3 separate regions of the Homo sapiens genome follow, and all the other regions are linked to region 3. The links are chromatin loops, found by intact Hi-C in ENCODE. Cell type or tissue: OCI-LY7. All regions are shown on one strand. Each heading gives the region's core, and the rest is flanking DNA. Links, peaks and the distances in the headings are about the cores only. Region 1 has its middle 20 kb from the start of OTUD1. Region 2 has its middle 74 kb from the start of NEBL. Region 3 overlaps PIP4K2A (phosphatidylinositol-5-phosphate 4-kinase type 2 alpha).

What was found. Hi-C counts contacts between places; a loop is a spot of excess contacts. Peaks named below come from ENCODE experiments on the same cell type or tissue, not always from the same donor. Only the 100,000 strongest peaks of a DNase experiment are listed, where the experiment ranks them.
Region 1: a loop joins it to region 3, with 5 times the contacts of the local background. A loop is called at or near these places in 1 of 110 quality-filtered maps.
Region 2: it touches region 3 in a loop (4-fold over the local background); 1 of 110 quality-filtered maps calls a loop at or near these places.

What each region holds. Positions count from the first base shown.
Region 1 is chr10:23,453,603-23,464,042 of GRCh38, forward strand. No RefSeq gene overlaps it. Among named protein-coding and RNA genes, the nearest start is that of OTUD1, 20 kb to the left of the region's middle. In OCI-LY7, for the core only: no CTCF peak of the experiment used is centred there; a DNase peak (open chromatin) is centred at 4,629.
Region 2 is chr10:20,965,792-20,976,231 of GRCh38, forward strand. It overlaps a transcript of NEBL not described here. Among named protein-coding and RNA genes, the nearest start is that of NEBL, 74 kb to the left of the region's middle. RefSeq lists an enhancer at 2,878-3,047. In OCI-LY7, for the core only: no CTCF peak of the experiment used is centred there; DNase peaks (open chromatin) are centred at 4,480 and 5,100; H3K4me3 peaks cover 1,293 bases; H3K27ac peaks cover 2,911 bases.
Region 3 is chr10:22,601,661-22,612,100 of GRCh38, forward strand. It overlaps PIP4K2A (phosphatidylinositol-5-phosphate 4-kinase type 2 alpha), which reads right to left. Exons shown (of 10, transcript NM_005028.5): 2 at 7,960-8,057; 3 at 6,267-6,363. Among named protein-coding and RNA genes, the nearest start is that of PIP4K2A, 110 kb to the right of the region's middle. RefSeq lists enhancers at 3,433-3,582, 8,885-9,419. In OCI-LY7, for the core only: no CTCF peak of the experiment used is centred there; DNase peaks (open chromatin) are centred at 3,781 and 4,731; H3K4me3 peaks cover 1,865 bases; H3K27ac peaks cover 2,118 bases.

The sequences.
Region 1 (10,440 bases), core at 2,718-7,717, 850 kb after region 3:
AGTTGCAACCAATGGAGCTGTTTCTGTACCTCATTTCCTTTTCTCTGTGCATTAATGTTGTTTGACTACTTGTTGGTTGTAATGACAGAGTCTTTCTGAACATGTTCTGATTTTGGGGCCTGCCCCCTTCATGAATCATTCTTTGCTCAGTTAAGCTCTGTTGATTTAATTTGTCTCAAGTTTTTATTTTAACGCTGGCATAGTACTTTATCATTATGTATTAATAGGTTTTGCTTTTCTTTATTCATGCAAATATTTTATCTCAATATTTTTGCAATGGTGTATTTAATATCAAGATTTTATTTCAAAATATGAAAATTATAGGTACTTTTGAAAACAGTATTGACAAGTTTCCATTTTGAACATTTATTTATATTTTCCTTTATTGATAGTTTCAACTGGCCTAAAAATATCAAAACCATGTTTAGTGCAAGAACAGAAAACCAAACACCGCATGTTTGCACTTATACGTGGAGGCTAAATGTTGGGTACTCATGGACATAAAGATGGTGACAGCAGACACTGGGGACCACTGGTGGGGAGGGAGAGGGAGAGGCAAGAGTTGACTAACTAAATACTGGGTGCTGTGCTCACTACTTGGATGAGGGATTGTTTATACCCAAACTGCAGCATCATGTAATGTACCCATGTAACAAACCTGCACATGTACTGCCTGAATCTAAAATAAAAGTTGAAATGATTTAAAAAAAAAACAAAAAACCATGTTTAGAATGGACACTTTTGTTTTTTTTTTTGTTTAAGAGGCAGGGTCTTACTCTGTCACTCAGGCTGAAGTGCAGTGGCGTGATCATAGCTCACTGCAGCCTTGAACTCCTGGGCTTGAATGATCCTTCTGTCTCAGCCACCCAAGTATCTGTGACTACAGGCATGCACCACCATGCCTGGGTAATTTTATTATTAAGATTGTGCTTATTATTTTTGTAGAAATAGGTTCTTGTTATGTTGCCTAAGCTGGTGTCAAACTTCTGGCCTCAAGTGATCCTCTCATCTCAGCCTCCCCAAAGTTCTGGGGTTACAGGCATGAGCCACAGCACCTGGCCTATTCCCCTTTTTTGCTTTTAAAATCTTGTTTCTAACAAAGGCCCAATGAGCTGATATCCAAGGTTACTTGGTTTTGAGTTTTCCAGGCAACTGTCCTCATTTTGACTCAAGAAAACTCGTTAAATTATGTCTCGTGCCACAGCCTCTTCCTTTTAGGTTGACAAAAACTCAGCTTTAATTTTGTCACTAGAAGAGAAGAAAAATCTTTCTTCCTTTCATCCTTCTGGATTCCTGGCTGAGTCTTTGTAACAAAAGAGATTAATAAGAGGAAAACCAAGTGAAATTTGTTAACATAGTTAGAGTAGGTAGTTAGGCAGACATGAGCAGGACAGGAGAGCCACCCACCCCCACGCCCTAGGAGTGTCAGGTGACCACAGGTGATGGTCAGGCCATTGTTAAACTGTCTCTCTAAAATAACACTTGGTCACAGCCAGTGCCAGGGAAGACAGTCTCCCAGTAGACAGAACACACCTGAAGCTGATGATGAGCTGCTTCCAGATAAGATCTCAGAAGTTGGATTAGTGGGCTCACACATGCACACTAAGAGGCAAAATGGCAAAGTTCAGCTGGTATATGACCTTCCTCTAGGAATGCTCAACTGTTAACTGCTAAGAGAAAAATACCTGGAATGAACATGTGCACAACTTTAGTAAACACACCGTGCATGTGGCCCTTCCCAAGTGCTGGCAGGCCACTGCATATGCAGACAGCCCACCCCAAGGGAAAAATCAGGGGAGGAGAAATGAAAATGCCAGTGTATAAAATCTCAAGTCAAGGGCTGGATGGGGCACTTGGATCAATCAAGTCACTGTCTTGGCCCTCTTCCAAGTTGAAATTTACTTCCTTGAATTCCTGCTCTAAAAGTTTACAATAAACTCTCACTCCTGTTCTAAAACTTGCCTCAGTTTCTCCCTCTGCCTTGAAACTACTTCTGCCCTGTGGCTGAATTCTTTCCTCCAAGGAGGCAAGGATTGAGTTCGCTGTAGACCTGTTGGATTTGCCACTGGTAACAACATGTGTATTTGCACATGTAACACAAGGAAATACCCAGAAATGAGTAACTCAAAGGAGTGTTTAGAATTTAGGCTTATAGGGCCAGGTGCGGTGGTTCATGCCTGTAATCCCAGCACTTTGGGAGGCTGAGGTGGGAGGATCATGAGGTCAGGAGATCGAAACCATCCTGGCTAACATGGTGAAAACCCATCTCTACTAAAAATACAAAAATTAGCTGGGCATGGTGGCATGCACCTACAGTCCCAGCTACTCAGGAGGCTGAGGCTGGAGAATCTCTTGAAACCAGGAGGTGGAGGTTGCAGTGAGCCGAGATCCTGCCACTCCACTCCAGCCTGGGTGACACGGTGAGACTCCATCTAAAAAAAAACAAAACAAAAACAAAAAAATAGAATTTAGGCTTATATATGGTTAAATTATGTTAAAGCTGCCTCCTTTTATTTTTTAACTTTGGACTAAAAGTTCTCCAAAAATAGGGAACTGTAACCTAACTGGATGTGTAAACAGACTGTAACCTACTCTTGAGCCAATCACAGAGTTTTGGCCAATCACTGATGGCCAATTGTTCAAACCATGCTCAAATAAGACAAATACGTTGTAACTAACGTGGCTGTTTTTGTACCTCATTTCCATTTTCTGTATGTCACTTTCCTTTTTCTGTCCATAAATATTATCCCACCATGTGACAGCAAACAGAGTTGCTCTGAACCTATTCTGGTTCTCGGAGCTGCCCAACTGGGGAATCATTCTTTACTCAATCAATCTCTTTTAAATTTAATTTGTCTGAAGTTTTTCTTTTAATAATACCGACAAAGGAAAAGTGATTTGGGGCCTCTGAGCAGGGGAGGCAAGTTTTGGGAAGGTGACCAGGAAAGGTATAGTAAACAAGGGTAAGATTTGTTATGCAGATTTAAGGCAGTGCATTCTCCATTGACAAGAGTTATCCTTCTCCTCCTGGTACAGAGAGAGAGGCACCCTTAAAATGGAGATTCCCGTTATAGATGTAAATTCCCCTTACAAAAAAAACCTTATGCTCTGTCCTCAGAGCTTCTCTGTGTTTGCTGTTTCTCAAAATAATCAGCTCAAAATTATCTTTATGTTAAAGAGGATTTGGGATGGCATGTTTAGCCTCCTACATTACTCTTAGGACAAATAAATACTCGTTTTTCACATTTCACTGCCAAAAGGAAGGATATGATGATATTCTTGGTATTAAGAAAACATTATAATTTTCAGGGCAATGAAAACCCTCATAGATAGAGACCATTAGTTTCACTAGGGTATGGATGTCTGTGTGTGTGTGTGTGTGTGTGTGTGTGTGTGTGTGTGCGCGCGCGCGCGCGCGCGCACAGAGAATGGCCCCATGAGATTTAGCACTGGAGTGGGAAATGGGCATTATATTTTTGAGCCTCCCCAGGTGGTTTTGATGATCAGCTAGGTTTAGGAAAGCTTGAACTAAGGAAGACCTTATGACTCTCAGTGGGTGAGCAAATTCTCTGTGAAATATAGAAAGATTAGGAGAGATAAGATGAATAAGAAGTATTAAGAGAGATAAGATGAATAAGAAGTATGATGAAAATTCATAAAATCATAAATATTATGAATAGTATGAACATAACCATAATAGGTTTTTTCATGCACGTGCATGTGAAGAGACCACCAAACAGGCTTTGTGTGAGCAACATGGCTGTTTATTTCACCTGGGTGCAGGTGGGCTGAGTCCGAAAAGAGAGTCAGCAAAGGGTGGTGGATTATCATTAGTTCTTGTAGGTTTTGGGATAGGCAGTGAAGTTAAGAGCAATGTTTTGCGGGTAGGGGTGGATCTTACAAAGTACATTCTCAAGAGTGGGGAGAATTACAAAGAACCTTCTTAAGAGTGGGGGAGATTACAAAGTACATTGATCAGTTAGGGTGGGGCAGGAACAAATCACAATGGTGGAATGTCATCAGTTAAGGCTATTTTTACTTCTTTTGTGGATCTTCAGTTACTTCAGGCCATCTGGATGTATACGTGCAAGTCACAGGGGATGTGATGGCTTGGCTTGGGCTCAGAGGCCTGACAGGTTTGTTGCCTGATACATACAGCAAGTCAATACATCAAGACACTGGGTTGCAGCAGAGAAACAGGTTTAATCATAGGGTCAGTGAACCAAGAGATGGGGAGAAACCTCAAGTCTGTCTCCCCAAGGAATTTGGGGTTAGAGTTTCTAAGGGTTTTGGAGTGGGCCAAAGTGTGGGGATCATTGATGGGTTGAAGAACACAGGGCGTCATGGAACAGGGAGATGAGGAAGTTGTATTCTCATGCTGATTCCATTCCTCTGTGTGAGTCTTCAAATTGGTTGCCGAAATTCATGGATCTGAAAAACATCTTAAGCAATCCTTAAACAAAAGCCTTATGATTCTAATGTCAGAGATCCTGTGTATAGGAACAATGGGGATACAAATCAATTCTTACAGTCTTATGACCCTAATGTCAGAGATCCTAGCTATAAAAACAACAGGGTTGCAGATGGTCAGGATCCAGTGGTACGTGACTTTTAGCAACAAGGAAGTGAGCCAGAGTGCAGTCTGATGAATGCTTAATTATAACTATATTTCCGTCCAGAACCCTGAGTGCAATTCTTGCCAACCCTGTGTGGTGGTTTCATGAACATGGATGTCTTCATCGGATGAGAAATACCAAGATGAAATAAATTTATTCAATTTGATTCTTGTGCATGTAAATAAGTCCATATTTACACATGTATATATATGCAGAGAAGATAGTGAATTCTGAGCATTGTAGAACCTTCCAGGGGAAGAGCCAATTGCCAGGTCCTAAGAGCTGCCCTTGGCCACCTCTCCAATGCTACTGAAGACAACATTATGGGGAAGGTCAGCTTCACTCTGCTTCTTAAAGATGAAGAGTGGGGAATTATTCAGAATTCTTTAGGGTGCAAATGCCAGAAACTTCATGGAAACTGGCTTTGTAAGAACAAACAAAATAAGGATTGGAAATCTATTGATCCAAGTTGCTGAGTGGGATCCTAGCATAGCTTACAGAGTGGAAGAGAAAACTACAGAAACCAAGACCTCAGGGCTTAGAATCAGGTTGATGTAGTTTGAGTATCTGTCCCCTCCAAATCTCCTGTTGAAATTTGATCCCAAAATGTTGCAGGTGAGGCCTAGTGGTGAAACCGCCTTTGCGAAACTATGACTGAGACAGTGAGCGATCTAACTTAACTGACTCCATCTTGCTTCTAACTTCCAAGCTGTCCTTGTTCATTCCTGGGCGTAGGCTGAACTAACTTTGGGAGAAAGTTAGTTTATAATTTAAACAAAGACGGTAATAGCGCTTTCCCAAAGCAGACTTCCTTCTTGCCTGGGGACTAGATTGCCTTCGTAAGATTAACATTAGACACAAAATTAGAAACTATTGTTTAGGAGTCATGCAGCTGGAGGCTACAAGATTCTGACCCTCCCTAAAGTGCTTCTAAGACCAGCCCTTGAGATATTTTGCAGACCCTGCACTTGATGGATCAGCTGGCCCCACCCAGATCAATAAACTGGCTCATCTGATCTTGTGGCCCCCACCCAGGAACTAACTGAGCACAAGAAAACAGCTCCGACTCCCTATGATTTCATCTCTGACCAGTCAGCACTCCTGGCTCACTGGCTTCCCCCCACCCACCAAGTTATCCTTAAAAACTCTGCTCCCCTAATGCTCTGGGAGACCGATTTGAGTGATAATAAACTCCGGTCTCCTGCACAGCTGGCTCTGCGTGAATTATTCTTTGTCGATTGCAATTCCCTTGTCTTGATGAATCAGCTCTGTCTAGGCAGCGGGCAAGGTGAACCCCTTGGGCGATTACAGTGGGAGGTGTCTGGGTCACAGGGGCAGATCCCTCATAAATGGCTTGGTGTCAATCTCATGCAAGTGAGTTCTCACTCTGTTAGTTCCCATGAGATCTGATTGTTTTTTCTTTTGTCTTTTTAAATTTTTTATTGTTTTGCACACTGAAATATGTACATCTAAGAGATCTGATTGTTGAAAAGAGCCTGGCACCTCCCTCCCCTCTATTGCTTCCTCTCTGCCATGTGACACCCCTGCCACCCCCTCACCTTCTGCCATGAGTGGAAGCTTCCTGGGTCCTTGACAGAAGCAGGTGCTGTTGGTGTGCTTTCTGTACAGCCTGCAGATCCATGAGACAAACCTCTTTTCTTTATACATTACCAGCTTCAGGTATTCCTTTATAGCAAAGCAAAACAGGCTAAGACACAGGTCTTCCATGTTCCAAGTCCATCTCTTCGCTGGGTTACCTCTCCACATGTCTCTGCTTTTATTTAAATGTTGTTCTTATTCTTCCTAGCATGCAAAACATATCCAGCGATTGAGGGTGGTCCCTAACCAGCAACCTGGAATGAAGGAGTTCATTTCCTTGTCTCTATATCAGCATTTCCCAGACTTTAGCAGGCATCAGAATCACCTGAACTGCTTGTTACAGGACAGATTGCAGGACCACACCTCTAGAGTTTCTGTTGTGGTAGGTCTGAGGTTGGCCCAAGAATCTGAATTTCTGTTTTTGTTTTGTTTTTTGTTTTTGTTTGTTTGGAAATGAAGTTTCACTCTGTCATCCAGGCTGGAGTATAGTGGTGCAATCTCGGCTCACTACAGCCTCCGCCACCCAGGTTCAAGTAATTCTCCTTCCTCAGCCTCCTGAGTAGCTGGGACTACAGGCAAGTGCCACAGCACCCAGCTAATTTTTGTATTTTTAGTAGAGGTAGGGTTTCACCACGTTGGCAAGGCGGGTCTCGAACTCCTGACCTCAAGTGATCTGTCTCGGCCCAAAGTAGCTCACAGGTGTGAGCTACTGTGGCTGGCCAAGAATCTGCATTTCTAACAAACTTCCAGGTGCTGATCATGCTGTGAGTCCCAGGACCACACTTTGAGAACTGTTGTTATTTATTAATCCCAGAGAATGTTATCTTTCCTGTGGCTTTGCCATGCTGTTTGCCATGTATTGTTTGGTCCTACAGGGGAGGAAAAATGCTTTCTTCTACCATTATAGGTTCTTTGGCTGGTCTATAAATCAAGTTGACATAAAACAGATTAATGGTAGAAAAACAATTTTAATTACATACATATGTATGGGAGTCCCACAAAAATTAGACTCAAGGGGGTGGCCAGATGATTGAGATGCATAAATCATCCTGAGCTACAGAAAGAAATAAAAGTTTGGGGCATGAGGGTGGTGGAGACAAATTGTGGGAAGGTGAAGGGAGAAAATGTTTGGTGAACAAAGCCTGTCTTATTATGCAGATAAGTCTCTCAGGTGATCAAAGTTGCCTCAGCATAGCTCTCCTCCTGGTATAGATATTTTATAATTGTAAATGTCCTTTATTAAACCGGAAATTTATGGTTTATTTTATGTAGTTGAGTGGGAGGTAAAGAGCTTTTCCTGCATTTCTTGATTTTCAGTTTCTTTTAGCTCAAAATAATCAATCTACCAAAGTGGCATATTTTGGGTCAGCATGTTGTGAACCTCTTCATTTTCCATTGTTTTCACAATTATAATAAACTTCAGTGCTTCACCAGCTTTTCCTCATTTAATTCTCAGGATAATCCCATAAGGTAGGTGCTACATTGTTGTGACATATAAATGAGGAAGAGGAGAGTTTAAGTGACTAGCACACCATAGACCTCCCATATGTTTTTTTGAAGTATAGAAAGAATATTAGGTTTTAAATAATGGTATATTCAACATATGTTTTCCACCTCAACTTCCCAAAATACTTTCCAAAAAATGGTGGAAAAAAATCATAATCCCACAAGGACAAAAAAATGAGGAAAGAGATGACAATAATAAAATAAAATGTGGAAACTGGAAGGAGTGGCACACGACTTATTAATAGCAGACCAAAGGGCTGAAAAAGCCACCAGACTCAGGGAACAGCCAGAAGCAGCCTCGTTCTGCAGAATCCCAGAGACAGCAAAGAACTGGAAGCTCTTGGTTGCCCATGGTGGTGACAGTACACTTGAGGTTAATGGAATTTGGAGACATAGTTAAGCCCTTGGATGCCTTTGCCTAGGCTACACAGCAGGATGACAATAGCCTCCCTATTCTAGCAGAACCAGACAGACTCTGACCTTTTGGACTGTGTGTGTAGGGCTAAGGATGTGCTGCTGCACTGAAACTGGGCATTGAGTGAAAAAACTACATGCTGAAAGGTAAGGCCACATGCCCCAACACTTCTCCTTACTTAAGTCTGAGAATGCTGACGCCAGGTGACTCCTCTGTCTTCAGCAGATTTCTTTCTGGGGAAACAGATCAGACCAAGAGAAAAGACCACAGAGACTCTCAATTGGGATCCTCAGCAAAACAGCCACACCAGATCAATTAGAGTGAAGCCACCAATGGAGAAGCCCCCTGCCCCCGCACACAGTTTCCAATCAGCTTTTCAGTGCCCCTCTCTGAAATATCAGTGCCATGAATCATGAGGCATTTATATCATCTCTAAAACAAAAGAGAGACAAAAACCAATAAAAAAGAAACAGCTAGTGGACAGGAAAGAGAAAGGAAACAGAAAGAATACAGGGAATGGAAGAAAATCTAAAAAAAGAAAAAAGTAAACAAACCTCTAATTGACATCTTCAGAGAAACAAGAGAAGATCTTGGATCCTGGCGAATACAATTCTATTTTTAAAAATGAATTCCGTAAATTAAAAATAGCATAGCTGAAGTTAAATATTCAGTAGAAGGTTGGAAGATAAAGTGGAGGAAATCTCTCAGAAAGTGGAATAAGAAACAAGGAATGGAAAATAGAGACAAAATAAGAAAATGAGGAGATTAATCTGGGAAGTCCAGTTTGTGACTAAAGTGTTTCAGAGATAGAACATAGATATACTGGTTGAGGCCGGTCACAGTGGCTCATGCCTGTAATCCCAGCACTTTGGGAGGCTGAGGCTAGCAGATCACTTGAGGCCAGGAGTTTGAGACCAGCATAGCCAACGTGACAAAACCCCATCTCTACTAAAAATACAAAAATTAGCTGGGCTTGGTGGTGCACACCTGTAATCCCAGCTACTCGGGAGGCTGAGGCAGGAGAATTGCTTGAACCCAGGAGGTAGAGGTTGCAGTGAGCAGAGATTGCATCACTGCACTCCAGCCTGGGTGAAACCGTGTCTCTAAAAAAAAAAAAAAAAAAAAAAAATTGGTTGAGAGGAAGGATTGGGCAAAAGATTTCTGAGAGCTCAATGACAGTCATCTTCAGATTGTAAGGTCCCACAGAATGTCCACAAGGCCATCTTGTGCAGTCATCCAAGTTGTATCTATGGACTAAGATGGGAATAGGGCTCCCTAAAGTGATGCAGTGCACAACCTACACAACTGGATGTGGCAGCCCAAGGAATGCAAAAAGACTCATGCTTTCAACTAGGAATTTTAGAGTACTAGGGATAGAAAAAATAGTCTCAAAGCTTTCAGAGAGGAAAAATAAGTCATATCCAGAACCTTAAGAAAAACAATGGCATCAGACTTCTCAACAGAAACATTATAGCCAGAAGACCATGGAACAATCCTTTGCAAAATGTTCAGGGAAAATGATTTATAATCCTTGATTCTATACCCAGCTATCTCCCTTGGTACTCTTAATTGTAAACAGCAGAATCCATGCAGTTAGTTTAAGCAGATAGGAAATTTATTGATCTCGGACTTCTTAGGTTGTTCATGGACTTTTCTTTTTTTTCTTTTCTAACGTATAGGAAAAATTTAACCAGGTTGGTGAGTACTAGTGAAAAAATAATGAATAGCAAAAATGAATAAAGCCCTCATTCACCCTGGGGGTTATTTTCTTCGAATTTGAAATAATCGTTAGTAAGAAAATTTCTTATAGTAATCTGTGATAAATACATTTTAAACTGTAAGCTTTGTAAAAAAATTATGTTAAAAATGTTGGCTTGAGGCTGGGTGCCATGGCTCACATCTGTAATCTCAGGATTTTGGGAGGCCGTGGTAGGAAGATTGCTTGAGGCCAGGAGTTTGAAACCAGCTGGGGCAACCAGCAAGACTCTACAAAAAATAAAAAGTAAAAAAATTAGCCAGGTGTGGTGGCATGTGCCTGTAATCCTAGCTACTTGAGAGGCTGAGGCAGGAGGGTTGCTTGAGCCCAGGAATTGGAGGCTATAGTGAACTATGATCACACCAATGCACTCCAGTCTAGGCAACAAAGCAAGACCCTGTCTCTAAAAATTAATTTAAAAAAAAAATTGACTTGAGTAAAAAGTTTGAGTCAGCACACAATTCCGTTAGGTACCAATAGTTTAAATTCACTAAATTGAATTTGGGAGGAAAGAAAAGCCTCTCTTAATCTACTCTATATACCTTATC
Region 2 (10,440 bases), core at 2,514-7,513, 1.6 Mb before region 3:
TGTCAGAGAACTGTCCCAGGACCACAGAAGAAAGCAAAAGTTCTTGGGCCCAGCCTCAGGGCCCTGGCGTCCCCGAAAGACCCCACCAGGCATGTTACACACTGTTGTCAGAACGGAGCAGGAAGGACAAAGAGGAGAGAGGACAGAATTAAGTTACCAACCTGAGCTCAGAAAGAGAATGTGCCATACCTGGGAAGTAACACAGTCTTATCTCCCTACAGTCTTATCCCTTCAAGACTGAAGAAAGGCACTTTGAAAACGCATTCAAAGTCAAATGTGAGAAATTCATGTAATAGGCAACTTGCTTTGCCATATTTGCCTTCAGAAGTAACTTCAAAATGTCTTATGTCAAATATTGAATACTATATATTATGGAAATTCTATATATGTCATATGTGTTGACATTCTACGTGTCTGTGTGTATATGTTGCATGTATGCACAGAAACATGATATGCATGTGTACATATATAACTTCCTGCAACATAGATTAGAACGCTAAAGCAAGAATCAAGAAACCTGAATTTAAACCGATTCTTTTCTGTGATCTTAATTTGTTCTATTTATCTAACACTCCTGATCCTCAGAAAATAAAACAAGAAAATATGCAATATGCTACACATTAAATGAATGTTTGCAAGGTGAAAATAAATAACATGTGAAAATACCAAGCAAGGATATGACCCTTCAGCAAATATTAGTTTCATTCTTTTCACTAAATTTTAAAAACGGCCTTTGCTGCTGAAGTATGTGCATTTCTGCCAAAGTGTGCACCCTTAGTGACAGTTTGTGTTTGAAGTCATCAGCAATTAGCTCTCCCAAGTTCATGCAGGGTGACAGCCTGGACACCGGAGCAGTTCTGGACCAGCTTAAGGAAAAGGCTCACAGTGACTAAAAAGGAAGACTTCTGAAAAACAAAATAACAGGCAGAGTGGCAAATGGAATTATTTACTAATGCTGAGATAAAAGTTCTCTTCCCCAAATGCTGCAAACAGCGCAATTATTACTATTATAAAACATCAGTAAATGGAGACAATGGAATCCACTAAAGAGAAAGGCCACTGTTAGGCAGAAAGCCATCGCGGATGAAGGAAGAAGGAAGCCAACTGGGACCAGAGACTGGTAAATTGTTGAATGACAATTAAATAACACTAATTGGAGATTATGTAGGTCATAAATGGTATGTTTATGACCATACCATTCACGTTAAAGGAGATTCACGTTAAAGGAGAGTTCACGTTAAAAGGAGATTAAATAACACTTGGCAATGAATTCAAGGATGGGCACATCCTACAGCTCACCAGCTCTACACCAGATCATGCTTCTCTCCAAAGAGAGAGCATCTGGAGACCTGGACCAACATGTTCTTAATAACGTTGTTTCTATTTTCAAAGAAAAAAAAAAATAGGAAACAACCTAAATATCCATCCACATGAGAATGAATAAATCCAATGTAATATTATTTAAGAGTTAAAATAAGTGAATCATGGATCTATGTGGATGAGTCTCAGAAACATTACGCTGAGGGGAGGAAAAAGCAAGAAATGTAGACACAGGGCTGGGCATGGTGGCTCACGCCTGTGATCCCAGCACTTTGGGAGGCCGGGGCAGGTGGATCACTTGAGGTCAGGAGTTTGAGACCAGCCTGGCCAACATGGCCAAACCCTAGCTGTACTCAAAATACAAAAATTAGCCGGGTGTGATGGTACACCCCTGTAGTCCCAGCTACTCGGGAGGCTGAGGCAGGAGAATCACTTGAACCTGGGAGGCGGAGGTTGCAGTGAGCTGATATCACACTGCTGCACTCCAGCCTGGGTGACAGAGCGAGACTCCATCTCAAAAAAAAAAAAACAAGTGCATACTGGTGAATGTATGGTGGGAGGGGGCTTGATAACAACTTTCAGGGGAGTGGTGACAAGACCTGCTGGTGAAAAAATGTACAGGGAGCTTCCCTGTTACTGGTGATGTTCTAGTTCTTACATTTGATGGCGAATTCACACGTTATCTTTTTACTATCACCCTACAAAACTTGCATGTACACATTATATATAATCTTTTGTGTTGATCAACTATCTCACGATAAGAATATTTTCAAAGAAAGCAGGGACGCAGTTTTAAAAGTCCTGATGCAGAAACTGAGGAACCCAGAGATTAGACAAAAAACATGAGTGGGAGAAGAGAAAATGAGTATTATAACCAGTAATTCAGTTGATATTTTCAGTCAGCCAAAGACTTGGGTTTTTTCGTAAATGGCAGGTGAGCTAGTCAATGGGTATCCACCATCTGCAGAAAGTTAAATCGGCCACTCTGAGTTTCTTCATCTTAGTGAGGCTGTTTACACCAGCAAACACAGACTTGAAGCAAGAAGGTAGGAAAAATTGCATTGAGAGAGTGTAAAAGGGTGGTGTTAAAGGGATTCCAAATATGGATTAGGGCCAGGCACCGTGGCTCCTGCCTGCAATTGCAGGACTTTGGGAGGCTGAGGCAGGAAGATTGCTTGAGGCGTGGAGTTTGAGACTAGCCTAGGCAACATAGCAAGGCCCCATCTCTTAAAAAAAAAAAAAAATTAAAATCAGCCAGGCATGGTGGTACATACCCATAGTCCCAGCTACTAGGGAAGCTGAGACAGGAGGAATACCTCAGCCCAGAAGTTCAAGGCTGCAGTGAGCTATGTTCACACCATTGCACTCCAGCCTGGGCAACAGAGCAAGACCCCATCTCTAAAATAATTAAATACATACATAAATATGGAGGAGGGAGGAATCATAGAAGTTCAAGGGGATGCGTCGCATGTATCACGATAGACAAGTGCAGTGAGAACTATGCAAGGACGGAAGGTATATATAGGAGGAGAACAGTATTTGCTTTAATGCAGCTTGTCAGAATATGTTTAACAGAAGCCTAAAATCTCAGGCACATGTATTACTGATTCGCATTATTCTGTTCTTTATTTCATACATTTCTGATACAATGAAATCCATGACTAATTTCATTACCTTTCACGACATGATAGATACTCCACATTTCTTTAAAGGGAGATGGTGAGGGTCGCAATATTTTAAAACTACATGCAAAATTCTTAATTTGATCTGCAAAATTTAGTGCTCAATTATGTATAGTTCTTGTATAGTTCATCATCATCTTATATCTTTCCACAGATTTTAAGGTACTAGAAAATGTAGACCACATGCTTCTTTCTCTCTCACTGCACTTTGTTTGGTGCTAAGCAGGTGCTAAGCATAGATTAAAAGCTTAATAACCATTTCATGATTGATTACTATCTAGTTTTGTACGTTTAAGGTCTAAAATGCAGAAAATTGATTAATCTCACAATGTTAGACGGGAATTAAACAGTCGAAAGGAAAATCTGATTAAGAGTTTTTTTTAAGGTGAAGTTAATTTTAGCAAATGTTAAGTCAAAGGAATGAGCTCAAAAGTAAATTTGCTTTTTTATAAATTAATCTCATAATTTGTAAATCTATGGTTAATTAAATAAAATTAAAATTATAATTACCTTTTTAAACATAATTAAAAAGCATTAAAAATCATGTCCATAGATTTCTAAGCTTTCAATTAAACTTCCACTGCATTCCCAGAGGCTCTTAGTGATATTTACTGTTTTGTCAGTTTTCCATGTATATTCACAATCCAACTTTACCAGATTTGGGGTTCTTTTACTTAAAAAAAAAAAAATGAAATTTTTTTTATTCTAAACAAAAATGCTAAATACATTAAAAATGACTTTTTTTCTTTTCTTTTTTTTTTTTTTTTTTTGAGACAGAGTCTCTCTCTGTCACCCAGGTTGGAGTGCAGTGGCACAATCTTGATTCACTGCAACCACTGCCTCCCAGATTCAAGCAATTCTTGTGCCTCAGCCTCCTCAGTAGCTGGGATTACAGGCGTACACCACCACACTGAGCTAATTTTTGAATTTTTAGTAGAGACAGGGTTTTGCCATGTTGCCAGGCTGGTCTCAAACTCCTGACCTCAAGTGATCTGTCCTCCTTGGCTTCCCAAAGTGCTGAGATTCCAGGTGTGAGCCACCGTGCCTGGCCCCAAAAAGCACCTTTCAATTTCTCAATCAGTTAAGATAATTAAAAATTACCCCTAAGACACTCAAGTGTAGCTTAGTGTTTAAAAATATAGCCTCAGAAATTACACAAACTTGTCTTGGGCCCTGACTCCACCATATTAGCTGTGTGACCTTAGGCAAGTTACTTAGTATCTCTGAGATTCAGTTTCCTCATATACAAAATATGCGTAATTTTAGTACAATATTGAGAGCACTTTTGTGAGAATTAAATGAGATAATACTACTGCCTGACATCTAGTAAGTGGCTCCTGTGTTCCAAGCATAGTAATGAGTGTTTTACATTATTGTGTGAGCAGAGCGAGGATGGGAAGCCCAGCGGATAAGCTGTAAGATGTGCTCAGCACTCCTTACTGTACACACATGTTGACTCACTCACTCATCATAACTCAACATCCTGCCCCATGGCCAGGGACTGTGCAATCTGCATTTAGGAGCTCCTTCAGTCCTTTTTGGATCAAAAAAAGAATACAAATAGGCTGGGCACAGTGGCTCACATCTGTAATCCCAGCACTTTGGGAGGCCAAGGCAAGAGGATCACTTGAGCCCAGGAGTTCAAGACCAGCCTGGGCAACACAGTGAGACCTTGTCTCTGCTCCCCCCACCAAAAAAAAAAATTAGCTGGACATGGTGGCACATGCCTGTGGTCCCAGCTACTCAGGAGGCCTCTGAGGTGTGAGGATTGCTTGAGCCTGTGAGGTGAAGGCTGCAGTGAGCTGTGATCATGCCACTGCACTCCAGCCTGGAAAACAGAGCGAGACCTCATCTTAAAAAAAAAAAATTAATAGAATATAAATAAATAAAGGCAACAATAATTACAAGGTACATATATCATCTTCAGATAAATCTTAGCAGGTATGCACGTTAAGGTCCATTTCACAGATGAAGGAAGTTTGCAGAAGTCATGGAGCTGATGGAAGGCGGAAGTCTCTCTGACATCCACCTGCCCAGCATCTCCCCAGATGTTATCTTTCAATTTATCTGACAAGGAAAAAAATGCCAAAGCGAAAAATATCAAAGTGAACACAAGTAAGACATAAACAACATTCTGTAAATAAGCAGAAGTGAAAGTGGAACCAATTGAATATTTCTTAGTATAGGATGCCAAAAGATTTGCATAACCTAAAATTAGTTAATTTATTATCTGTAACGGATCCTGTAGTGCCACAAAAGAGACAAATAACCTCCCAAGGTAAAGTTTAACACAACCTACATTTCAATAAAAGTGTTTTCAGGTCTTTCTGTTGAAGTCAAAAATGGTTTAAGTTTTCTTTTAGGAAAGATCAGATTAGCAGGGAAATACCATTGCCAAAATGGTAGCACTGGCAAAAATACTAATTCAAGGCAAAATATTATATCTATATTAATAAGGAAAATTGAAGCCTAAAATATGTACACATAATCCATATTTTCACTAAGAATTTCACTAATAGCATTTAATAATTTGGACAATTGATAAATTTTGCTTCTGAACACATGTTCTCTTAATCCTTTAGTCTCATCTTTATATGATTATAATTTTTAAATATAAATAGCTTAATTCACACACAGAATAGAATTTTTTTTTCTTTTTTTTTTTATTATACTTTAAGTTTTAGGGTACATGTGCACATTGTGCAGGTTAGTTACATATGTATACATGTGCCATGCTGGTGCGCTGCACCCACTAACTCGTCATCTAGCATTAGGTATATCTCCCAATGCTATCCCTCCCCCCTCCCCCAACCCTAGAATTTTTTTTTTTTTTTTTTTGAGATGGAGTCTCACTCTGTCACCCAGGCTGGTGTGCAGTGGCGCAATCTCGGCTCAATGCAAGCTCTGCCTCCCGGCTTCACGCCATTCTCCTGCCTCAGCCTCCCTAGTAGCTGGGACTATAGGCGCCCACCACCACACCCAGCTAATTTTTTGTATTTTCAGTAGAGACAAGGTTTCACTGCATTAGCCAGGATGGTCTCGATCTCCTGACCTCGTGATCCGCCTGCCTCGGCCTCCCAAAGTGCTGGGATTACAGGCGTGAGCCACCACGCCCAGCCATAGAATAGAATATTATTGAAATTACTTTGAACCAGAAGGTACCACACAAGGTTAAAATAAGGAGAGAATAAGAAATCACAACAGGGAATAGTCCTGTGTACATATTCTGAATTATAAAGTATTACGAAATAAGTAATTTCCAGTTAGAAAATAACTAATTAGGAAATGAGTCATTCAGAAAAGAAAAGCTACATCCTAACTAGCTTAAAGAAACAGGATAAACCCAGAATCAAGCAAATATAAACAAAGTGAACTAACACAAAACAGTCATGAAAGTGAAAATAACCTGTCCTAAATCTCAAAGTCTCGTCACAGCTGATAAAAGTGACAGATTATTCCTCAATGTTTCTAGATATGTAGATTGATAATGTCATTAAAATTGTTCCTAACCTCCCTCTCATACCTGCAATGGCATTATTGATCAGGCAAACACCAACTGTTTTTCTATAACAAGACATAATTCTTCCACTCTACAAAACTGAAAAAAGAAGAAAAAAACTCTGTAAACAGCAAAAGAGAAAAAGAAATACAAATTTAAAAATCAATATAGGCCAGGTGCAGTGGCTCATGCCTGTAATCCCAGCACTTTGGAAGGCCAAGGTGGGCGGATCATGAGGTCAGGAGATCAAGACCATCCTGGCCAACATGGTGAAACCCTGTCTCTACTAAAAATACAAAAAAAAATTAGCTGGGCATGGCAGTGCGCACCTGTAGTCTCAGCTACTCGGGAGGCTGAGGCAGGAGAATTGCTTGAACCCGGGAGGCAGAGGCTGCAGTGAGCCAAGATCACGCCACTGCACTCCAGCCTGGTGACAGAGCAACACTCCATCTCAAAAAATAAAATAAAAATTAAAAAAAAAATGTAAATGCATTATACTTAGTGTGTATACAAATGACACAAAGGGATGACAGACAGCATGGATCTCAAAAAGTCATTTTAATCAAAGCATGTAAAAGATTATTTCCTTACTGCTGAATTTCATTTAAAATATAAATCTCCTAGAATTTTTTACAGGTTATTTAAAAAATCTATGTTACAACTAGAAATAGAGCACTAATTCACGTCTTCCATAAGAAAGAAACTATTAAAAATAAATATATTAGAAGTGTTGAAGAGTTACATGAAGAATTATGGCTTCTTAGCTAACCGTAAGAGCTCCACATTAATTACAGTGTCAGTTGTAAGAAATGCTGGAATGTTGTCTCCCTGCTATGTAACAGCAGGTATGATTTATTGAAGACCTATAAGGTGTCAGACATTGTTCTAGGCACTTAACAGACTATCCTGATTAATCTTCAAAATCACTTTGTAAAAAAGATATTTTACCTTTTTCTTTTTTTTTTTTTTTAAGAGACAGAGTATTGCTTTGTCACCCAGGATGGAGTGCAGTGGCATGATCATGGCTCAGTGCAGCCTCCAATCTCCTAAGCTCAAGCAATCCTCCCACCTCAGCCCCCGGCATAGCTAGGACTTTGGGCATGAGCAACCATGTCCAGCTAATTTTTTCTTCAATTTTGTAGAGACAGGGTCACACTATATTTCCCAGGCTGGTCTCAAATTCCGGGCCTCAAGTGATCCTCCTGCATCTGTCTCCCAATATGCTAGGATTGTAGACATAAGCCATCGCTCCCAGACTACCATTTTTTTACATAGAAAAAATGTATCAGAAACCTATAATTTGATCTACCCAAATCCTCCCTCCTTCTAGTAATGGTCCTGAGCCTCTTTCTCTTCACGTAGACTTTGTCAAGAGGTGCCATTTTTTAATTTAACCTCCTTCTTTAACCACCATGGATTGGCCTCATTTGGCCTAAGCCAGTCCAAGTCAAGAGGTTTGATTTAGGAACTAGAACCCAAAGTCTGGAGTGAATCTTTCTCTCTAGTGAATAAAACTCTAAGACATCAAACTTTAGAACTATCAACAGCCATGTTTGCCATCACAGATGTGGAGGAACAGATGCAGTTCATCTGCCAAAAAGAGTCCTGGTCTGATGGCATTTGAATCCTGACCTCCCACTGTTCCTGAAGACCAAGCAGGCACACTTCTGCCCTTGGATTTTATACCCCAGTATCCTCAAAATTCTCATTTTGTTCAAGTTAATGAGCATTGGGTACTTTTATCACTTGTGACCAAGAATTCTAACTAATATGAGAAACTGAGGCTTAGTGGTTTAGTGGTTACAACCCAGGACCAGCATTGCCATCTGTGAATAGTAGAGTCAGGATTCAAACCCAGATCTGCTGTCCCCAAAGTCTTTGCTCTTCCCATCCTATCATGCTACAAAATGGCAATTCAAATACTTCGTAAACTTCAAAGACCATCGCTTAGTTTTTTTTCTTTTTTTTTTTTTTTCTTTTAGACAGGGTCTCACTCTGTTGCCCAGACTGGAATGCAGTGGTGCAGTCTTGGCTCACTGCAGCCTCAACGTCTTGGGCTCAAGCGATCCTCCCATCTCAGCCTTTCAAGTACTTGGGACTACAGGCATGCTCCACCACATCCAGCTAATTTTTGTATTTTGCGTAAAGATGGGGTTTTGCCATGCTGCTTCTCGAACTCCTGAGGTGGGCAAGTAATCTGTCCACCTCAACCTCACAAAGTGCCGGAACTATAAGCATGAGCCACTGCACCCAGCCTTGAAATGTAATTTAAATAAAAATATATCATTATTTTTCAAAAGACTAGATTCTAAACAATGTAAACAAGATCTGAAATAATTTTTAAATTGTTCTTACATGTTACATACATTAGCCAATTAACCTTTAATGGTTACACATACTACCAATTAGATGCTCAGTAGGTGTCCATCAAATGAGTAAATAACTAAGATAACTACTTAAAATGACCTGTAAAATAACTGCAGTCTTAAAGCACCAACTTAGAAAAGTGTGTAGGTTAATTTGCTAGTCTGACTTTTAAAAATTAACGTGAATTTTCAACAGGAAAAAAATGGATACTAAATAATTCAAGAAAATCCCAAACTTTGTTAACATTATAATTAGAAAAACTATTGCATGAGTTTGTGCTTCAGTTCATCTATTATCTTGATTGTATTTCTATGAAGTTTCAAGTTTCATGATTCGATATAATTCCATGGTGTTACAGGTACAATTATATTTGTCCTTTGCTGACTCCAAATGGTCCCCTCAGCCTGAACACACTAACGGGCTCCAAGCAAGTCCAGTTCTAGGTCAGTTTCCCAAAATGACATAGGACCATTCTTTTTCCTCTACAATAAATACCTCAAGAGCCTATCATATTGTTTTCTTTGTAATGTAGATATAAAGAACTGGACTTTATAATTACAAAGAGAAAGAGTTAAAAATAAGATCTTAAAAGTACTAGAAGTGGGAAAGAGGGGCCAGTTTGAGGTTGACATGGATAAGTGTTTCGACTTCTCTTAAGAATCCTAATTTTGGAATGTCATTCTGCTTGGGCCCATGAATGGCTCACTCCTACATTTCATAGTTCATGAGAGTACAGCTATTTGAGAAACAGCAATAAGTTGGCATTGCCAATGAGCCAGGTGGTTCCACTATGTGGAAACCATCTGGTCCGAGTTTTCTCTTTGTCAGCACCATCAATACATCAGTAGCAAGAGCTATTATAGGGATTGTGTATGTTTCATTTCTTTAAATAAACTCAAACAAAACTACCCTGAATGTAAATTTGTTATTTCTTTGAATTGTTCTTTCAGAGTATAACGAAACCCACGTCAAGATGAGTTACACTTGAATACCTACAGTCATTACATAACTTTACAAAACAAGGTGGCAAAAGACTGGAAGCCTGCCTCCAACTCCAGCATCTCTTGGACATGTTAACCATTCACGAGGTAACTACTGCCCAACCTAGCACTAGCAAAATGAGGAATTTTCTGCTGAGGTAGCTGCCAAAGGAAATCTATGTGTCCATATAGATATATATGTGGGCTGTAAAGAGATTTAGATAGAGGTGTTATTTAATCAGTCAAGAAAAACAAAAAGAAGGGGCTCTGAGAAACTTAAACCTAATTAATCAGAGGCCCTACTGACCCCATCCAGTGGACAATATGACAAGCCAATGAGCAATACTCATCAAATCACTGCCTGTATTGTGAAAAATCTATGACAAAAATATGCTTCCAAGTTTGGAGATTTCAGCTGGGTATGGTGGCTCACACCTGTAATCCCAGCACTTTGGGAGGCCAAGGGAGGCAAATCACTTGAGGTCAGGAGTTCAAGACCAGCCTAGCCAACATGGTGAAACCCCATCTCTACTAAAAATACAAAAAAAAAAATTAGCTGAGCATGGTGGCGGGCACCTGTAATCCCAGCTAC
Region 3 (10,440 bases), core at 2,451-7,450:
ACCAAGGAGGAGTCCCACAAGCACGACTGTGCCAATCCTCACCACAGCTGGACCTCTGCTCCAACCTCATTCAGAGTTGTGACCCAGAATGCCCAATGCAGGCCACAAGCCTCACCAGGTATCCTACCACTACGGTAAGTCAACAGGTCAAAAACTCAACTCCATCTTCCTTTCTATCCACCTGTAGCCCCAAACATCCCTCCCTCTGTGACCCGCATCCCTGCTCTCTTAGCTTTCAGGTCCCAGTGCCTCTGTGGCTCTTGTCCTTTGCCACTGGCCACTGAACCTGTGGGTTTACTTCTCTCAATGTCTTTTCAAGCTGCTCCGTGCTTTACATGGTGGGTGACGGAGGCTTGGCTCACTGGGATTTCATGGCCTCCTGATTTCCTTATCTCCCTTCTATGCATTCTATAAATTACAATGCAGTTATCTTTAGAAAATACAGACCTCGGGTGGGTGCAGTGGCTCACATCTGTAATCCCAGTACTTTGGGAGGCTAAGGTGGGTGGATCGCTTGAGCCCAGGAGTTCGAGACCAGCCTGGGCAACATGGCAAAACCCTGTGTCTTCAAAAATTACAAAACTTAGCTGGGCATAGTGGCACATACCTGTAGTCCCAGGTACTCAGGGGGCTGAAGTGGCAGGATCGATTGAGCCCAGGAGTTGGGAGGCTGCAGTGAGCCAAGATTGTGCCACTGTACTCCAGCCTGGGCAACAGAGTGAAACTCTGTCTATAAAAAAAAAAAAAGAAAAGAAAAGAAAAGAAAGAAAGAAAAAGAAAAAAGAAAAGAAAAGAAAATACAGATGTCATGACATTGCCATTCCCCTGAGCAAAACCCACAGGGCTGCTCGCTGGCAGCAGAATCGGCCCAGTGTCCCTGGTGTCTTTGTGTTTCTTGCTATTTTAACATCTTTATCTCCCACTATTCTGCCACCATCCAAATACCTTCACATTTCATGGGCTCTCCTGCCTTCCGCTTGGGCCCAGAGAGTTCACTTCTCTTCAAAGTCCCCATTAGCCCTCACTCTCTTTCACAAGTATTTCTTATTTACTTATTTATTTTTCATGTTTTTAGAGATGGTGTCTCACTGTGTTGCCCAGGCTGGTCTCGAACTCCTGGGCTCAAGAGATCCTCCTGCACTGGCCACCTGAGTAGCTGGGATTACAGGTGTGGCCACTGTCCTGACTGCAAATATTTCTTAAGTGCCTGCTGAGCCCAGCATTGTGCTCAACGGGTGACAGGCAGCCAGCAAACACAAACACTGCTCCTGCCCTCAGGCAGTTTAAAGTCAAAAGTGAGAAATCTACAAGTGAAAGTTTCAGAGGATAGACTTGATATTCTAGAGATAAAGGCAGAATTCCTGCTGCCCCACTTCAAGTTTAGTATACACTGAAGGTCTTAACACTTTAGAATTTTATTTCTAAACTTGAAATAAGAATATCAAAAGTTTAAAATGTTAGCTCTTAAAATTAATTATTTTAAAATTAGAATTCTCTGTTACAAACACAAAGAAGAAAGGGCATCAGATGTCAATAATGAGGGATTCTAATTCAGGAGTCACAGTAGGGGAAAAGCAAACCTGGTATTATCCTCCACAGTGAACAAGAGGCCTCACTTTCAAATGTGTGGTCTATTTAGGTTTAACAGCATCAGCTCCCTCCTGCATAACTTTTTGGTTTCTGGGAGGCAACCCTCTCTGGCAGCTACTAAATGTAACTGAAGCCTCCGTTTGACTTCCCAGGGCTGTTTAATGTTCTTCATGAAAATCTGCACCCCTCTTTCCAGTCTCTCTGGGTATAAACATAAGAGACGATCAAATGAGTATAAGAGACTGGAAAGAGGGGTGCAGATTTTCATGAAGAACATTACAAATCAAGATGCTGGGTTTCTGTAAATCTCGTTAGCATCTAATACAGAATCTGGTATGCAATAGTTTTTAAAGAAAGTGATGCTTCACCCTTTCTTCTCTCTGCATTCCCTAAAACGGCTAGCACAGAGCCTGACATGTGGTAGGTACAAACAAATACTTTGACTGGATAATTATGCATGAAATCCCAGACCTCAGGGTGATCAGGGCTTAAGGGGGCAGTGGTAATGGTAGACACAGGACTGCGGCTATAGTCACAGAACAGGCCTCCCAGGCAGCATTCATCCTGAAACACACCTTTAAAGTATGACGATGGATATCATGCTGGCCAAACAATGATCAGAACCTTGATGACACACTGATTCAACCCTGAGCATATTACAAACCTATCATGCAATTTAAAAATGCCCTAATGAATTGGAAAAAGTTCTGAATCTAGAAGCACTGGTTACACACATGCGCGAGCACACACGCGCGCACGCACACACACACACACACACACACACACAGAGGTTTACATATGTATGTTACATGGTACTGTGGTACTGTTATTAACAATGGATATTCTAGAATTGTTCTTTGAATTTGTCTTTAACAACAAGGAAAAGTCATTTTTAAAAGATATTCCAGAAATCAAAACCAGAGGAAAGATACAAATGTTTACTGAGAAAGCAGGAATGTTTTCATTTTTCATTTCATTATCCTTTTCATTTATCTTAAAAACTTTTTAAGAAGTTTAAATTCACCAGTAGGGGTCAACTGCATAGGTTACTACTTAACCATGCTCTGCTTTAATCAGAGTGGTCTCCACAGACCAATACCTACTTTTTTCAGGTGTAGCAAAAAGGTGGTCACACAAACAAGACAAGTCGGGACCATTTACCCACTTGGCTGAATGGAAAGGTCTGAATACGAGATAAACCAGACGATGGAGCCCCTAACCACCACATTGATTTAGAGCCGCTTGTCCAAAATGCAAGCAGTTTGGAAAAATAAACACAGCAGGCAATGCCTGTTCCCCTTCAGCTATCCAGTGTCCTCCAAAACACTATGAGAGCCTAGGTCACTGATCCTACTTTCCAAGTCAGTTGGGAAAGAGTATTCAAAAAGCAGCTCACATTGATAAGCTCAGAAAGAGAGTTGGTTTTTTTCCGATATACGCAGTCTTCAGCAGCCAGTACCCAGGAGTGACAGAGGCGGCCGGTGGGAGACTCTACTCAGCAAAGGCACATTGGCAAGCTCCAGGAGAGGAAAACAAGGTTGCTTTTAGTCATTTGGCGCCACATGTGCCAAATGATACCTGTTACTTGAACTGGGCATGAGGATTGAACTGTCTGGGCAGTAACAATGTGCCAGGCAGCTGAAGCCCCAGGTCCTGGCCCCTGCCCGCCTGCCGCCTGAATCCCTGCAGTATACAGGGGCCTGCGAGGTGACCCTGGAGCCAGAGCTGTCACAACGACCCTCCTTTCTTCCAAACCAAGTAGCCAAAAGACTGGGATACAGCCCCAGATTTACGATCCTGTTTTCAGCTGGAACTCAGGGTCCCTGACCCTACTGAAGAATTTTAAGAGGTACAGACACTGGGAAAGAAATATACGACTGAGGAGGGAAGAAGAGTATACCTCTGCAGTACTGAAGTGACTCTGAATACACACTTTTTCTTTCTTTTTTTTCTTTTTTTAATAGAAATACAGTTGCCAAAGAGAAAGCAGCAGGCAGAGCTAAGGAAAGGAGGAGTGTTCGAATGATTAATCACACTCACACCACTCTCCCCAACAGGGAGCTCTCATGTGAAGAGTTTAACGGACTTGCCAATTAGTTACTTGTGAATCATCCTCCACTTGCCTAATTTTCTTTCAAAGTTTGTACTCAGCAATTTGTACTGACTTCAATATCAACTTACGTAGTTTTCTTTGTAGGGCGAAAAAAAGGGAAGGAAAACCAGTTCATGTCTTTGCATTTCAGCAACTAAATTGGTCATTTGAGGAAATTTTAAAAACTACTTTTCTCTGCTGCAGTGCAGAACTCAGACCATAATGGGTTCATTTTGGATCTCATTTGACAGAATTGATTATGACAAGAAATAGAAAGACTTCATTTCAATAATGAATTGAGGAATCTAACAAGATAAGATAGATGCATGGGCCCTCAAAAGTCAGTTTCTGTGAAATGCCAGTGGAATTGTTTTATTAAAACAAAACCCAGCCAAACAAAAAAAGGACGTGGAGAGAAGGAGGAACACACTGGTGTTCAGCTTTTCTTAAGGCAGAGGAGATTTTCTTAAGACACTGAAGCTATCTGCTGTTAATTCCTTTAAAAAAAAAAAAAAAGCACCTAGTTCATTTTCAGGTGGCCTCTTTAAATTTAGTAATGGTTCTAAAGTGATACAGAATTATTAATTTTAACTTCAGAGAAATGCTTTTTACTATTCTAATAATTTTCTGTTAAAGTTAATTATTTTTACAGCAGTAAATTTCAAGTCCATAATTGTGATCTAAGTTCTCTCTTAAAAATTAAGCCCCAAGGCCAGGTGCACTGGCTCATGCTCTGGGAGGACGGCTTGAGGCCAGGAGTTTGAGACCAGCCTGGGTAACATAGTGAGACCCCAATCTCTACCAAAAAAAAAAAAAAAATTAGCTGGGCATGGTGGTGCACACCTGTAGTCCTAGCTACTCTGGACGCTGAGGTCGGAGGATCACTTGAGCCCAGCAGTTTGAGGCTGCAGTGAGCTATGATCACACCACTGTACTCCAGCCTGGGCAACAGAGCAAGACCTTGTATCAAGAAAAAAAAAGAAACGCCCTAACAGGAGTGTTGGCTCCCACGCAGTTTTAATAGCAGATGAGCAACCACATCCTTCCTGTCCCACTAGCCAGCCCTCAGCTCTTCTGTGTACACAGAGCCTCAGCTCAGGGTCTGGACCTCCATGTAAACCACAACCCCAGGCCATCATGAGACAATGTCACCGGCAGCCTGGTCAGCGCTGCTTTCTCCAAACATGGCAGCCTCTCTCATGCCTGAGTAAACATATGAAAAATTCCTGGAAATTTTTGGCAATGGTACAGAGAGGGCAGTGGGAGCACAGATCTTTAGGAAAGTGTGCTAACTATCTCAGTTTGCCTGAGGGACCCTATTCTTCAGAGGAAAATACAGGGTAAGCTGTATCAGTACTCAATCTGTAGTCACCCAGGGTGGCAATATGTCACTTAATGCAGGATAAATTCAGATCTTAAATTGAGGGCAGATTAGGACTAGATTTGAAGGGACTTAAGTCAGTATATGCTGAGCATCCTTTATTTGAAATGCCTGCAGCCAGTCGTATTTCAGATTTTTTCAGATTTCAGAATATTTGCAAAGATAATGAGATATCTTGGGGATGGGACCCAAGTCTAAACACGAAATTTATCTATTTCATATACACCTTATACACATAGCCTAAAGGTAATTTTATACAATATTTTAAATAATTGTGTACATGAAACAAAGGCTGTGTTGAGCACTTAACTGTGGAATTTTCCACTTGTGGCATCACGTTGATGATCAGAAAATATTCGATTTGGAAGCATTTTGGATTTCAGATTTTCTGATTGGGATACTCAACCTGTCCCTTGGATTTCCACTTTTAAAAAAAATCCTTAGCATTTACGAATCTGGCTCGCTATATGAAACTTGGGTAACCAATGTCAAATCCTTTCTCAGAAAAAAATGATCATGGCTCAACAGTTATTTAAAGAGTTAAAACAGATGTTTAAAAGTTAGAATGAAGGACCAGGCCAGTGTGGGGAGGAGAGCAGCAGTGCACATTTTTACGTGGTGGGAATCAAGATGAAGAGGAAGATGTACCACAGGACACGCCCAGGATGTTGGGTTCCTGGTGCTGACCACAGTGCTATGGTCACTCCACAGTCCAGCACTGCAGTGCACAAAGGGTGCCCTTTGACAAAAATGCTGCAGCAAGAGTCTGACCAACTTGAAAAGCAGCAAATCAGCAAGATAAAGATTCCTGAGAGTCCTAAGTAGCCTCTACGAAGATACAAAACATGCACACTCACACAGGCTACTGACATGTCTGACAGCAGAAATTAACAGGCAGCTCTGCTAGCCTGTTAATTTCCACCTGGAAATGAGAGTATTATATAAAACCCTCACATGCTCAGTCTCCTTCCAAAGAAAAGTAATATATTTTCCTACTGACTTTTATACCGGTATCATATGTATAGAGGTCCCCAATCAAGAGAACACTTTACTTCAGCATGAACATTAAAAACTTCTTACACAAAATGAAAATTACTATTATATAATACTTTTATTGACAAAAATACAGATCCCAATTGACACAGCAAAAGTCATGGCAAAACCCATTTCCTACTGGAAGCAAATGTTACAAACGCAACTCACCTGGAAATCTTGATCATCAATTCCAAACCTCTCCCGCAGGTTACGGAAGACCATCGGGCAGTATTCCTTAAACTTGAAATGGCTCGGCATGTTTTCTCTGAAACAGTCACAGCGTGGAATAAAGCTCAGAGAGAGTCAATCAGACTTGCATCTGCCACCACTGAGTTCCACAGGTAGCCAAAGAAGGGTTCAGAGTTCACTGCCTACCAAAAGCACAGGTGTGCTTCCTAGAACCAGGTACAACCCGCAGAAAGATCCAGGAGACACAGGGGGCCAGACGGATGTCTGTCTGTCTCCTTTGTCACAGGCACGCTTGGACTATGTGACCTCTTTAAATCCTGGCCACACACTGCAGCCATTCCTCAAAGAACAAGAGGTGGGGAAGGAACGGGCCAGGCAGGGGGAGCAGTGAGGGAAAAGCACAATGGCGGGAGAGTGAGTTAGGAAGAGGCAGCGGAGCAAGGTTCCCTCTCAGCTACTGCTGAGGAAAGGAGGGCCACTCCCTCACCCCCCTAAAAGGCCTGTTTTATATAAATGCCACATTCTAAATTTGCTTAGAGGAAATTCCCTGAAAGTCAGCTTCTAAACACTGTTATGAGAAAAATTAACATCAGCTTCACATAAGGACAATGGCCCCCTGAAGAAATTTCATAATTGGCCTGGCATGGTGGCTTACACCACTCATTTGTAATCCCAGCACTTTGGGAGACTGAGGTGGGAGGATTTCTTGAGGCCAGGAGTTTGAGGCCAGCCTGGGGAACATAGTGAGACCCCTGTCTTTACAAAAAGTTTTTTAAAAAATCAGCTGGGCATGGTAACCTGCACCCGTAGTCCCAGCTATTCAGAAGGCTCAGGAAGGGGGATTGCTTGACCCCAGGAATTTGAGACTGCAGTGAGATATAATTTCACCACTGCACACCAGCCTGAGCAACAGAGCAAGATCCTGTCTCAAAAAAAAATTTCATAATGATCCTCACATGGGAGTGATTTGAGGTTCACCCTAATCATTCAGAATTGTTTCCCTCTTTGTGTTCCCACACAACCAGATAAATTAAATTATACATATGCACACACCCCTCCCTTATCATACTTTGCACACTGAACTATAGCAGTTTGTATATGTGTCAGTTTTTGTACTCTGAGCCCCTTGAGGGCAGGGCCGTGTCTTCTATATCATTGCATCTCTAGCTCTCAATGGACCACCTAACATATAATAGGTGCTTCATAATGACGTCTAAAACAACATTCAAATGAAGGAGGAATGTTATCAATGCCCAACATGGCATCTAATTGTGCCTTATGAAAATGTACCTTGGGTCTTTATTGTTCTAAGATGGAGTCATTGCTGTTCATAAATCATCATTTTCAAAGTTCTGTGTACAAGAGCAGAGGTTCATAACTGCTCAAAAATCCAAGCAATTTACAGCTTCAAAAATTTGAATTATAATGAGAATATCACTTTCAACGTATAAGATATTCATAGAGAACAATATGCCATATGGCAAAGGATATTATCCCAGAGAGCCTGCTGTTGCTTCTCTAAAAATGACAGATGGTTATGTTTATCACAGGATTAACTTCATCAGCAAAACTTTACTCCCACCCATTGACAAATTATGTGATTACAAAAATTCACAAAACTTGTACTCCTAGCAGCCACGCTAGTCTTATGAAAGGTCATACTTGTACTTACTTGTTAAAAAGGTGATTGTCCACCTTTATTTTTGAATAGGCTTTGAAGTCATCTGGCATCAACATAACAGGGATTTGAACATGGCTCAGTTCATTGATCTGGAAAAATATAAAATAAATAGCATGGGTTATTACTATCCAGGTGAGGAGGACTTGACTTGAATGTGTACCTTGGGAAAAAAAACATGGTGGACACAGGAACTTCTCTTCCCACCCACCAACCCACCCTCCTTCCCTCTGCCATCATAATCTCTCTTCCTGCCTTCCTCATTCCCACTTCTTATGTCTGTCTGATGCTGGGTCCATGGTGGCCACCGGACGGCAGTGGTGAGGGAGAGTCAATCCTCATGCCACCTGTCCCTGCTTCTTGCCCATCCACTCTCCCTACCTTCCCTCCACAACCTCATCCCACAGACCCTTTGGTCACATGTCCAGGACAACTTCCTTCTGTAAAGAAAATGTTATCTGAGAAAGAAAGCTTTTAAATTTTTCACGTAAATATTTGTTGGATTAATGGACGTGATTTATATATTGAACTCATCTGTGTGCTCTTTACTTCCCTTACAGGAACTAAGTTTAAAAATAAAGATTGGGGTGGGGCATGAATTTACCAAAAGAAGAACCTCCATTCAGGGAAGGAAGAAGACACGTGGTCCCAGGACTACAAGAGAAGGAGGTGGGTTGGACATGAGTCAAGAACAAAAGCAAAGATGTGTTTCCAAAGGACAAAGGGTAAGATCAAGTTCCAGTGAATGAAAGGGACAGCTTTGGACACAATTTTGAAAAACCTGAACTTTCTCTTCGTTAACTATTTTTGCATGTTGACTTTCCTTGTTGCTAGCAATAAAAACCATGTCAAAGATTTATGCTTCCAGTAGGATAGAAGGCAGGTACGCTGAAGGATTCTCAGTTACAAAAACAAAACAAGCAAACAACAAAAGAATGAGCTGCTTGATAGAGCTATTTGTTTTTTTTAATCACATTGCTGGGTTCACAGACAGTAGAGGCAATCTCCAAGACACCTTTCTTCCCCCAAAGTGAGTTTAATCCACAGGGAGTGTGGGGACCATTAAGCAAGCCTGAAAGGAGGGACTCCGAGGACAAATGCCAGTTTCAACACTTACTTGGGCCAAACGAAAGCTGGGAGCTCAACAAAGGCTTCAACGTTAACCTGAGATCCTTGAAGGAAGCCTTTGAAAGTGGCCCCAACACCTGGTGGAAGTAAATGTAAATGATCTCCGGAGGAGAGCAACCCCTGCCAGGCCTCCAGGCTTCCCACAGATGAAGATCAATCAAACATGAGCTCACAGAGACAGCAACGACTAATTAATATTTTCAAGACTTTAGTTACTAAGATGATCAGATATAGAATTTTTTAAGCTGTGAGAAATTATACAGAAATAGAAGATGAACAAAAGATGATTATATTTGAAAAAATAATGATTCAGAATTTTCCACAATTAATGCACGTTATAAATCTGTAGATACAGTTGGGCACAGCAGCTCATATATGTAATCCCAGCAATTTGGGAGGCTGAGGCAGGAGGACTGCTTGAGCCCAGGACTTTGAGACCAGCCTAGGCAACAGAATTCGTCTCTAACAAATAAAAAAATAACAAAAGTTAGCTGGGCGTGGTGGTGTGCACCTGTAGTCCCAGCTACTTAGGAGGCTGATGAAGGAAGATCACTTGTATCCAGGATTTCAAGGCTGCAGTGAGCTGTGATTGTACCACTGCACTCCAGCCTGGGTGACAGAGTGGATCCATGTCTGTTAAACAAAAAACAAACAACAACAACAAAAAAAAAACAAAAAAAAGCAGAATACTCAAAGCAATATATAAGTAAGAATACTCAAAGCATACCTAGATACGCTGTAGTTAAACTAAAGAAGGCCAAATGCAAAGAGAAGAAAGGAATGGTGGCCAGAGAGAAAAGGCAAACACAACAGAGGAATGATAGTGACAGCTGACAGCTAGCTTCTCAAACCCACTGAACAAAAACAGGAATCTAACGTCATATAGCTTCTCCAGTTCACTTTACTCAAGCATCTTATGATACTAAGTCATTCCCAGAGTATATCTATGAAAAATTAAAGTTTATGTATCCTTATGCTATCAGTGGAATATCAAAGTTTGAAAAATAACAGAAAAAGAAAATCATAATGGAAATCCAAGTCTTGTGATAATAAACACAATGCGAATGAAGCTGGATGCCAACTCAATCAGCACTTCGATATCTTGTGGAACAAGAGAAAGCGAAACCCAACGTGGAGGTGGGATCAGACACTGATTATTTAAATGCGCGTGATGTGTTCAGCAGATCCTCCAAAGCTTTGATGCCTCCTCAGGCTGCTTAAATCAGTATCACTTAAGAGAGTCTTCTCAGACAGGAAACAGGAAACCAGAAACTTTCTGCATCCTTTTGCTTTATGGTACCTGCTCTGGAACATGTTTTGTGGAGAAAATATGAAAACTTCAGCCAA